Linked DNA regions of Homo sapiens: region 2 is linked to region 1. Evidence: chromatin contacts called from ENCODE Hi-C or POLR2A ChIA-PET data. All regions are on one chromosome and are shown on one strand. Each heading gives the region's core, a stretch centred on a gene start or an enhancer-like site at or near the end of the contact. The rest is flanking DNA. Distances are from core to core; before and after follow the strand shown. Region 1 overlaps CARMIL1 (capping protein regulator and myosin 1 linker 1). Region 2 overlaps CARMIL1 (capping protein regulator and myosin 1 linker 1).

Region 1 (5,815 bases), core at 1,326-3,825:
CAAAAGTGCTGATTATACAAAAACCTTTATAGTCTGTGCTTTCATCTTGTAACCTAGTTCCCCAGTCAATTACTCCTCCACCAAAGCATGGCTTTATAAGCTGGCTTCAAATATATGAGTTGACTAGGTTTCAATTAAAACTCTCAAATGTTCGCCAAAATATAGTTATCATGGAAAATTCAACTTTTCCCACCATTATATTTTCAGACTTCACACTCTCTAACTTTAATCTATGGAGGTATTTGTGGCATATTTTTGCTACTGTAAAGATTTAATCACTATTGAAGTAATAAAAAATAGTACTTTAACATACAAAGTAATTGATTTGCAAGGCACAGTTATGGAATAAAGCATGCTACAAAACTGAATTTTCCAAATAAGTGAGGGTTATCCTTTTAAATATATAAGGCCTTTAAAAACTAGCAAAAATAAAAATATTTCTAATATTAACCAATACCCATGTTATTTAAAATCATATAACTAAAATATTATTTATAATTTATGGTCATAATTATAAATGCTAAGTGTTGAACTGTATTAATTCTTTAGATATTCCCAGATTCCATACCTATCTAACCCATGTACTTTTCATAATTCCTCTGATAATTCCTCTGCAGTCTCTTTGCATTCTAAGTTGCTACTGTCTGTGAATCCTTGATGCTTCTAATCTACTGCCTTATTCTGCAAACAATTAAAGTCAGGAGTGTATAAGTGAAGTAGTCAGACTGGCCCTCGATTACTTCTACAAGTGAAAATGCATGAGCTTTGAGATAACTATTCTCTTTACTCTCTGAAAGTAGTTTATACCTACATCCAAGCTCACCCGTGAGAAATACCTATAAAAGTTTCTAAAAGGGTTTTTCCCATATTAAGACAGATTGCCTGACCACATAGGAGAAATAGTGTATTATCACATAGTTCACGCAGGCAGGCTAGAATTATTGGTAAGAACATTAACCTACACTTAAAATGATAAAACAAAAACTTGAATGTTCAAGGACTAATATTCATAGATAATGCTTAAGGCTGCCTTCTTTCATATACAACATTCACCCTTTATCACTGTTTTCCTTATCACTACAACTTTTCTCAGAAGAAGACACTTCCAGATGACAATGAGAGCAGAAATAAATCTATACCGGTGAGAGAAGACAGTTCTGGAGAGGTTGAGCACAGCTAAATATTGAAGGCATCCACGGAGAAGAGCTCCACAGACCTGAAAAAGAAATAAGGCACTCTTCTTTTCAAGTATTTCTAGGTCCAGGAGAATCTTTTATTAGAGGTCCCCTACATCCCATCTAAATAGCTCTTCTGAGACCCCTCAGAGCAAGATATATATATATTTTAAATTTACCATGTCCAGGGAACATTCTGTATTGGATAAATCCAGATGAACAATGGCATTTGGCTGGGCCAAAAAATTATACATGTGCTTGAAAAAAAATAAAAGATAAATGTTAGGATTCTAGAAACACACACATACACACAATGCAAGTTAATGTTTTAAAAGGAAGTTGCCAGAATTTCTCAGATCATTCTCTGCTCTTCCCAAGGGGATTATCAGAATTTTCTGTCATTCCTTTAGGTTCCCTGACAGTGAAAATCCCAAGAATAGTTAAAATTATGTTTGAGTTAAAAAAAGGCCAAATGGAATATTGAAAACCAAACCCCCATTTTGTTATGCATGACTTAGTTTTCCTGGATAGCTTAATTTTTATTATACAATTTTGGAACCGTGCTAATTCATTTTAACCCCTGAGATTAAAATACCACCTGAACTGCAATCACTCTATCAAAATGCTAATCACTTTTGAAAGTGTTTGCAGAACTACGAATCTGAATCTGAACCACAGGATGGTCTCAGGCTATCCTCTCTTCTGTCCGACATAATGATTTTTCTACCCTTAGTTACTTCTCAAAGCTAACAAGAATGGCTTGGCAGCAATATGAGTGCTTTTTTAAAAATTTCACTAATAGCTAAGACACTTCTGGTTTCAGGGGGTCACAATGCTTAAACTTCCCCAGTCCTCTCATTCAAGGCCATCAAAATAATGAGACTGATCAACAGATCAGTTCAACTGAGATACTGAACATCAACAGCAATGTTGTTCTGGAATTACCCTGTATGTGTAGCAACTGCCAGAGCCCACCCATAACAAGCTGAGTCCAAGCTCCCTGCCACCAGGCAAATAGCTTAAATTCTCCTCTGCTTCACTGGATGCCACTGGATACTTGCAAAAACAAACAAGCTTATACTGAGTACGTCCTTGCAAACATTTACTATGTGTAGCAGTTTGGCTATATGGTGCTTCAGAAGAATCCTATCAAGGAATTCAGAAGAGCAAAAAAATAGCCTGTAAACACTTAACACTTTAAAATAACCATACACACAGAATGACATTTATTTTTTTTTATTTATTTATTTATTTATTTATTTATTTATTTATTTATTTATTTATTTATTTTAAGACAGGGTCTGGCTCTATCGCCCAAGCTGGAGTGCAGTGGTATGATCTCGGCTCACCGCCACCTCCACTTCCCGGCATCAAGCCATCCTCCCGCTTCAACCTCCTGAGTGGCTGGGACTACAGGCATGTGACACCACGCCCAGCTAATTTTTGTATTTTTTGTAGAGACAGGGTTTCAACATATTGTCCAGGCTGGTCACAAACCCCTGGACCCCAGAGATCCACCTGCCTTAGCCTCCAAAAGTGCTGGAATTCTAAGTGTGAGCCACTACACCCAGCCATAGAATGGATGTTGTTATGAAAAGTTCTGATTCAGAAAAGTCATTTTGCTCTCACATGAAGATCCTCTGCCTCTCTCTCTCTGTTTGCCTGGCAAAAATTGTCTCAAGAGACTTTTAAGTTTACTGTGGCTTTGCTCCCAGCTACCAGCTGGGGGAGCTCTTATCACCATGAAATGGTGACAAGACTATTTGGCCACACTTCTCCAAAGAGGCCAGGCCCTGCTAGGCTGCTTTCCCTGAGGGCACAGGGTCAGGTAAACTCCTGCACCTGCCGCCAGGCTCCTGGAACTTTTGCCTTCCCCGCCCACTCTCCCCTCCAGCCCACTCTCACTCAGGTCTCATCGTTCCACTCCCCAGAAGCAAGCTACAACAGGACCCACCCTGGCCAGAAAAAGAAATCTTGAGCTATTTTGTTGTTTTAGGTGACTATTAATGTTCCTATTTTAGCTGAATCTTATTAATCTTTAGCCTTTCCTTTTATCCTTCCCTCTATTCTTCTACTTTGCCACAGTATTATTTTGGTGGTGTCACATTGGCCTTGTTTTATTTTGGGGGGGAGCAGATTTATGAACTGTCAGTGAAGGTAACAACTGAAACTGGAAAATGGATTGAAAAATCGTGGCACACCAGGAATCAAGTATTATTTAAATAATTTTAAGTTCAAGGGAGAGGAAAAGGAAAAAAAAATACAAAAAGGCCTTCATTTGTACTTCCTGCCTTACAGGTAAACCAAAACAAGAGAAATAAGAATAAATTTCACAGTGTTTTTCAGCCCTGTGGCAAAGCAGTGGAATGCAAATTAAGGCCATTCAAAGATGGCCGCTGGGTGTAGGCCATGTTGTTAAAGAAACAATTCTATCTTGGTGACTAGAGGGGATCATTTGCCACATATGGAAATGAGATAATACCTAATCCACTGTGTCAAAGATCTGCCAAATATTACATTATTGATTCAGTTACATTAAAAATTTTATTATAATTGAGAGAGTAGTTTTTGCCTTCATATTCAAACTCCGAAGAAATGGCCCCAGGTTATATGTTGACCACTCTTCTCCCTATTTTATTCACGGAATAGACGAGTGCTCAGGTTTATCCCAATACTCCCTTTCAATTGTAACCTATAACCATCAGTCTTCCCAGTAACAATAATAATAATGAGAAAGTTCAGTTAATGTGCCCAATCTTCCTTACCAGGCAATTTTAACCTGTAAGCTAATGGGTTTTTGTTGTTGTTGTTGTTGTTATTGTTTGATACGGAGACTCACACTGTCGCCCAGGCTGGAGTGCAGTGGTGTAATCTCGGCTCACCACAACCTCCGCCTCCAGGGTTCAAGCACTTCTCCTGCCTCAGCCTCCTGAGTACCTGGGACTACAGGCAAGTGCCACCATGCTTGGCTAATTTTTGTATTTTTAGTAGAGATGGGGTTTCACCATGTTGGCCAGGCTGGTCTCGATCTCCTGACCTCGTGATCTGCCTGCCTCAGCCTCCCAAAGTGCTGGGATTACAGGTGTGAGCCACCATGCCTGGTCCCTGTAAGCTAATGTTTTTAAATGAAGAAAAAAATTCTTCAACAGCATTACTTCCAAAAAAATGTGAACTTCAGCATCACTAAATGAGAAAAAAAAATAATTGTGGTGATATATGACATTTAATTAACGAATGCTCTGGAATTTTCAGTAAAACACTTCATAAGCTCGTAACTAAATGATTCAAAGGTGTCATGACAAAGAGAGAGGCAGGAAAATGCACTACAAAGACATGTTTAGAATTATTCCAGGCTTATTAAACACAGCTTCTTCGAAGATGGAATAAAGAAAAGAAAACTTACTGAGAGGTCATCTCCACGAAGGACGTTCCCTGAGAGGTCGAGGTGGACAAGGGTAGAGGCGGTCAATGGATTGGCACTGAGTGACTGAGAAAGGCTGTTCACCCCTGCAACATCAAGAAAATCCAGGCTCAGTTTGCACTCCAGGAAACAAAATGAGGTTTGTGTTTCTATAAATGGCCCAACACTTCCATCAAATTGCAGGACTGAGGTTAACCATGAGCACTGTCCCTGAAAGGTGGCGCTATGATTGTGTCTCCTTTTGATACACCCTCAGGAAGAACAGGTTGGTCAAAGACACAACCCCCTCACTGAATCAGAAGGAGTAATGAATTGGCTTCCCTTTGATCCATGTCTTCTGATGTGTCCAAGGACAGAAAGGATTTTAATCTGAAGCCTTAGAATGATGAAAGCAATCTAGTTGACAATGTTTATCCTTCTCTTAATCCTGCCAGGTGATTCTTGAGTTAGTGCCTGGTGTTTAAATGATGCATGTCCAAGTTCAGATAATTTAGGCTATTTAAAGTATTGGGAAGTTAAAAAGAGAAGTAGACAGCTCTTCTTAAATGTATTACATTCAAGGAAACATTTGGATTAAAATGGATTTCACAAAGAATGAGGAGATGATCTGTATACCATGTAAGATGCAATCATAAGGAAAAATGTATAATTAGCACTCTATACACTCTTTACATACATAACATAAATGGCTCAAATTAACATAAACTGAACTAAACTGACAAATTCACCTCAGAAAACAAAGAATGAATATGTGAGGAGGCTGCTTATCCTGTATGGATAGAACTAAGTTCTCTTATAGGTGGGTAACAGTTATTGACAGGCCTGCTAGTCATGGTTGTCTAGGGGGCCATTTCTTTTCAGAAGGGAAAAGGAGCTCTTTGAGGTGTGTCATTATAAAATGGGAGCCCAGAAGGGTCTAATCACTCACTGAGACTCAATCACTCATCACAGCACTGATGATTTTACTTAGCATAATGGGAATGTGCGAGATAGCAAAGCTCTTCATGTTTCTACCAAAAGTCCATGGTTCCAAATTATATATTTTAGAAATATGGCTATTTCTTAATTGGGTATCCTTTTATAAATTATTTTGTTTTTCTTATTTTTCAGCAAAATTTTTTGAAAATCTCAACCTATCAAATGGAGACTCAAGTAAGTCAACTACTCTAAAGAACCAGGAAAAGGTTTTCTTTCCCCTCCACATTTGGGCAGACCCTTC
Region 2 (5,724 bases), core at 2,258-4,757, 86 kb after region 1:
TCATATCCTGGGCCATGTTAGTTACTGCTTGAGATTATACCATGTCAAACGATTTCTAATTCAGGCATCCCACTCTCTGCCCGAAATCTTTTTTTTTTTTTTTTTTTTTTATTTTAAGAGACAGGCTTTTACTGTCACCCGGGCTGGAGTGCAGTGGTGCAATCTCGGCTCACTGCAGCCTTGACCTCCCAGGCTCAGGTGATCCTCCTGCCTCAGCTTTTCAAGTAGCTACTACAGGCACAAGCCACCACACCCAGGTAATTTTTAAACTTTTTGTAGAGATGACGTCTATGTTGCCCAGGCTGGTCTCAAACTCCTCAGCTCAAGTGATCCTCCCACCTGGGCCTCACAAAGTGTTTGGATTATAGTCATGCACCACCACACCTGGCCCTCACAGTGTGATCCACGGGCCAGAGAGGCTGGCGTGACAGGAACTTGTTAGAAATGCAGAATCTGAGGCCTCAGCCCAGACCTGCTGAATCAGAATCTGCGTTTTTACTAAAATCCCCAGGTGATTCACATTAGCATTACAGTTGGAGAAGCACTCATAGCTAGTTCCCTTATTCAGGTACTACCACTACCCTGTTTATTGCCCCCTGACACTGCCAGGTCATTCTCCATCAGCACTAACCTATCTTCATCCAACTGAACCTCCACTGAAATCATTCCTCCATGTGTTAATGTCCTTAGCCTTCGTGTTCCTTGTCCTTTTATTACTCCCACAGAGTAAAACTTCAATCTTGGCTGAACTTACCTAGCCGCCTATTCCATGCTTGCAGTGGTAGCTGCCAAGCACAGCTGGAGAACTGATCTTACCCAGCAACCTGATTCCGTTCCCTTCATCTGGGAAGATGACTTTCCCTCCTACTTCACAGAGAAAACAGAAATTATCAGAATGGTATCACTTACCATTCCACTCCAAACCTCCACACCTGCCTGCATCTGCAGCTGTACCCACCCCCTCCTCTTCCTCTCCTTCTGAAGTGCTGGAGATAAATGCCCGTCCCTTCGTGTGGGCTCTGGGTTACATCCCACCTGTCTTTGCAGGAACCTTAAGCAACTAAATATCCTTTCTCTTCCATCTCTAAATATCCAAACATAGAGATGTTTAGACCTAGAGCTATATGCCTGGATCCTACACACCTCTTGCAGGTCCCCTCTAACTGTCTCTACCCTTTGAGCCCAACTTCTCAAAAAAGGTACCCATACTCAGTGTCTTCATATTCCTGCCTCCAATTCACTCATCTAGTGTTCAAAATTGGCTTCTGTCCCCACAACTCCACTTAAATTTCTCCTGCTTGAGGTGCCAATCTTGATTGCTAAATCCAACCTCACGGCTGCTAAATCCATGCACTTCCTAACCAGATTTCTCCTTAGCACTGGGCATGGCCCTTCATGCTTGATGTTCTCGTTTCCATACATTTTCAACTGGCCTCTGTGGTTATTCCTAGTCACATGTCCAATCCCCATTCCCTGCTACCATTCATTCTCTCTCATGACTTCAGTCCATCCCAGATGACTCCCAACTTTATGCACAGCCCAGATCTCCCCTCCGATCATCAGATCTATTGATCTAACTTCACTTGTATGTACTCCAACCCTTAAATTCAGCATGTCAACAACTAAACCATGATCTTTCTTTCAAAATCTGCCCTTCCCACAATAGGTCTGGCTCAGGAACAAGGATGGTCATCCATATGGTTTCCAAAGCCAGAAATCCAAGCATTGTCCCCTTCTCTTCCTATCTTAGTCATTCTCCAAGTTCAATGCAGTCTACCTCCCTAAATACCTCTTACATCCATTCACTTCTCTCCATCTCTACTACTATGATACTATTCCAAGCCACCACCCTCTTGCTCCTGGACCACTTGCAATAGCCTTCTAACAGATCCACTCCTGCCCCCTCAAATCACCTGCTCATATAGGATCTGAACGTGATCTTTTAAGAACCCAAACATTATTATGTCCCTTCTCTGCTTAAGCTCTTCAGTGGCTCTGCACCACTACACTGGCCCCTGCCTCCACCTCCAGCCTCACTTCAACCCAGCCACACTGGCCTTCTGTTGCTCTCCCAAGAGGAGGGCTCCTGCCCCACCTCTGCTTTAGGAGCTATCCCTTCCCCCTCTTGCTTTACCTTCACCTGGCTCATGCCTACTCATTCTTCAGGTAAAGGACTTCCCTAAGAAAGTCCAGACTACACCAGGTCTCCCTATTATATACTCCCACCGTATTTGCACATTTTCTTATGAATACTTATCACAGTTTTAATTAACAGTGGGATTACATATTTAATATCTACCAGCCCCATTAGACTGCAAGGTGCCTGGGAGCAGGGACCACATCTGTCCTATTCAAAGCTCTATTTCTCAGTGCCCAGTACATTCCTGGCACAAAATAGGTGTTCAAATATCTGTTGAGTGAATGAATGCAACAGGTTTTACTGCTCCTTCTCACCCTATTTCCACCTCTGAAAATTCAGGATTTTAGAAGGCAAAAAGTTGCTACGGTCTGTGAATCTGATAATAATTCTGTCCTGCCTGTTTTATCCTGCTGCCTACCACATAATTGACACATCCTTCCTGTTTAATAGCCATATCCTATAAGGGAAGTACCTAAAAATCTGTTGTTTGCAGCTTACCCACTTAAAACAGATCTACTAGCTAATTCCCAACTCACCTGCCAAAAGGAAAAGAAATAGAACAATAAAAAGATAGCCTAGTAGAGGAAAGGCATAGAAGTGTCAAGTGCTGACACCCCTGCCTTTTGCCTACTGTGTTCAAAGAACTTCCTCATTCACAAATTCATTACAGAAAGACAGAGTTTCAGTTCCAGAATTCTGCAGCTCTTACGATCTGGGAATGTCATTTCTAACAATGGATGTAGGGTAAGCAAAATCCACTTTAATAAAGGATTTCAGGTATCTGATGTCTTTCTGGATCTTGATTTTGCCCTTGATTGTGCCAACAGGACTACAGGGTTAAATCCACAAAACTAAATAATCAATAAAGGATGGGTCAGGGTACTGATGAGGCAGACCTTATATGAGGTATACAAATCACCATATATTATTTTAGTGGCAATGAATAAAAAATCTCAAACATAAGGCAGCCCATCTTCTAAAGCCAGGGCATATAGAAAGGGCATGCTCAAGGGAGCAAAGCTATTTTTAAAAATAGAGAATATTTTCTTTCTCGAAGCTCAGGTAAATGAGATCAGCTAGTGTTTCACTCAGGGAACACAGAAACATCACTGATTTACTAAAATAACTCCATTCAGCACTTTGACAAATGTCTCAAAGTTTCAAGATAAACTGAAAGTTCAGGCAGAGCTTTTTAAGCCAAACCCAGTCTTCACAACAGGAGGAAGTGAAACGTTGACGGGTTTAGTCATAAACACTGCTGCTGCTACACCTTTTAATGTAGAAATTAGCAACCCAGGATCTCTGCACAGCTGTGCCTCCTCCGCCGTGCCTCAGTGGGAACCAACAAACAAAAAGTGACTCCTCTGTCTTTACTGCTACAGATCCCTTTCCAAGCTTTCCTTTCCCCTGCACTTTGCCAGAAACAGGCCGGGTGCCCCAGTTTGGCATTAACCACTTCCTAGTGTGAAGCAGGGAACACTGCACCTCTATTTTTTTTTTTTTTTTTAAGACGAAGTCTCACTCTGTCACCCAGGCTGGAGTGCAGTGGTAAGATCTCGGCTCGCTGCAACCTCTGCCTCCCGGGTTCAAGCGATTCTTGTGAATCAGCCTCCTCAGTAGCTGGGACTACAGGTGTGTGCCACCATGCCTGGCTAATTTTTGTATTTTTAGTAGAGATGGGTTTTACCATGTTGGCCAGGCTGGTCTCAAACTCCCGACCTCAGGTGATCCGCCCACCTCATCCTCCCAAAGTGCTGGGATTATAGGCATGAGCCACCGCGCCCAGCCTCTATTATGTTTAAAGCTCATCACCTCCCCTCCCAAGGCAGCAAACTCCAGGTGGGTCCTTCATCCACTGTCCCTACCCCGTTCAAACAAACATATACCCAAAGCAGCCCTGCTGCAAAACCCATAAGATCCCTTCTTGCCTCCATTGAGAATGCTGGCATGGTGACAAAGGACTGGCCAGCCAGCAAAGGGACCAGCCAACATGGGAAGCCCCAACTTCCCTCTCTCAGAAGCTGTCCACAGACAACTCCCTGAAGCCCTGGTTCAAACTCCCTTCTATGTGGCTCCTCAAGTGCAGGCAGGAGAGAAATGGAGGCCCCTTGTTGAGCCAGGCAGAAAGCAGAGCCTAAAACCAGAGTAATCTTAGAAGTGGAGGGGAGGCAGGGTTACACCAGAGGATGTGTCTTCCTGACTCTCTATCTCTTGCTAAAATGAATTTCAATTAGATTAGCACTCTTTGTTTACAAACACTGTCATTAAATATTTGAGTAATTCTTTCAACCAATAATTACTGACTGCCTACCTTGTGGTAGGCACCAAGGATAAAAAGACATAAAGCTCTGCCTTCAAGCAGCTTATATTTCATTCAAAGGAGATTATACAGGAATAAATAAGTAAAACATATGGCATATCTATGGTGATAAGTGCTATGGAGAAAAATGTAGTACAAAAAGAGAATAGAGCGTGCTTAATGCCTGGGGGTTATGGAGAGGAGTGGTGGGTTAGGTGGGTGGCATTTTTAAATAGCTTGGTGTGACGTAATTATGAAGTGAGGTTGAGAAAGATCTAAAGGCAGTAAGAGAAAGAACCATATGGCTATCTGGGATAAGCATGGTCCAGACAGAGGGAATAGCAAACGCAAAGGCCCTGAGGCAAGAATATGCCTGCAGCAATTGAAAAATAAAGAAGAGCCTTGGCTTGAAGGGAGTAAGCGCAGGGGAGGTCAGAGGGGTGATAAGGTGGGGGTGAGGTGAGCCAGGAGGTCTGTGAGGCTTTATTGGCTGTTGTCCACACTGTTCTGACTGATAATTGCCCTGAAGGCCAATCTCTGACTGCCATGTTGGGTGAGAGAAGGAGAGTGGAAGCAGGGAGCTCAGGCAGGGGCCAACGGCAATAGCTTGTGAGAGATGGTGATGGTTAAGCCACAGAGGTTAGCAGGAGTGCTGAGAGGTGGTCAGACCAGATATACACTGATGATGGAGCCCATTGGTTTTGCTGAGGAAGTGAAATTGGAATATAAGAGAAAACTAGTTATTTTGCTAAGGTAACAGTTTGGTTTACACCCATGAAATAATTACATAGCAATTCAATTTAAGTGACTCCTGGATTGGTCTAGGTACTGTGTTACCTAGATGAAGTTTTTTGTTTTGTTTTTAAAAAAAAAAAAAAAAAACTCTTTATGGAAGAAATGCAACTTGAGAGGAAACAGCTGGTTCCAGAATTTTCCAAGTGTTATTCTGAAGATTATCAAATTATGTTTGTCCTCAGTAGGGGAAAAAATGATCTTCTGGAGTTGTGCTTTCCTGCTCAACCACCACCTTCATGCTCTAATAATTTCAAATGTATATTGTAAATATAATACCTATAATATATAACCTGAGATTCTATTTAAATTCTAAAACACAATTTTGGGAAAAGGGAGAATGGGAATATCCTTTCACCTTTTCTCTGTTCCCCTAGAATAGTGTTCTCTCACAGAACTTTCTGGAAATGTTCTGTATCTGCACATTCAGATACAGGAGCCACCAGCCACGATGTAGCTACTAAGCACTCGAAGTGTGACTAGTGTGACTAAA

Evidence for each region. Hi-C counts contacts between places; a loop is a spot of excess contacts on that map. ChIA-PET counts read pairs that join two places held with the same protein, here RNA polymerase II (POLR2A). Pooled maps may share reads with other maps.
Region 2: a loop to region 1 is called in a map of OCI-LY7, with 4 times the contacts of the local background. The contact joins two enhancer-like sites. A Hi-C loop is called at or near these places in 1 of 168 maps with a recorded cell type or tissue (OCI-LY7), 8 of 37 single-sample maps with no recorded cell type and 10 of 50 pooled maps. POLR2A ChIA-PET finds 5 or more read pairs at or near these places in 7 of 52 experiments (A549, CD4-positive, alpha-beta T cell, IMR-90 and 4 more).

The regions. Positions count from the first base shown.
Region 1 is chr6:25,487,349-25,493,163 of GRCh38, reverse strand. CARMIL1 (capping protein regulator and myosin 1 linker 1) reads right to left here. Exons shown (of 37, transcript NM_017640.6): 13 at 4,579-4,682; 14 at 1,355-1,432; 15 at 1,140-1,216. Among named protein-coding and RNA genes, the nearest start is that of SCGN, 160 kb to the left of the region's middle. Within about 2 kb of position 2,575, at least 5 of the 41 ENCODE cell types and tissues checked have a DNase peak (open chromatin) inside an H3K27ac peak, as active enhancers do; they include OCI-LY7, where a contact is called at or near this core.
Region 2 is chr6:25,402,679-25,408,402 of GRCh38, reverse strand. The region is part of intron 2 of CARMIL1 (capping protein regulator and myosin 1 linker 1); the gene reads right to left. The region is part of intron 1 of LOC124901281 (a long non-coding RNA gene); the gene reads left to right. Among named protein-coding and RNA genes, the nearest start is that of CARMIL1, 130 kb to the right of the region's middle. RefSeq lists an enhancer at 3,446-3,655. Within about 2 kb of position 3,507, at least 10 of the 41 ENCODE cell types and tissues checked have a DNase peak (open chromatin) inside an H3K27ac peak, as active enhancers do; they include OCI-LY7, where a contact is called at or near this core.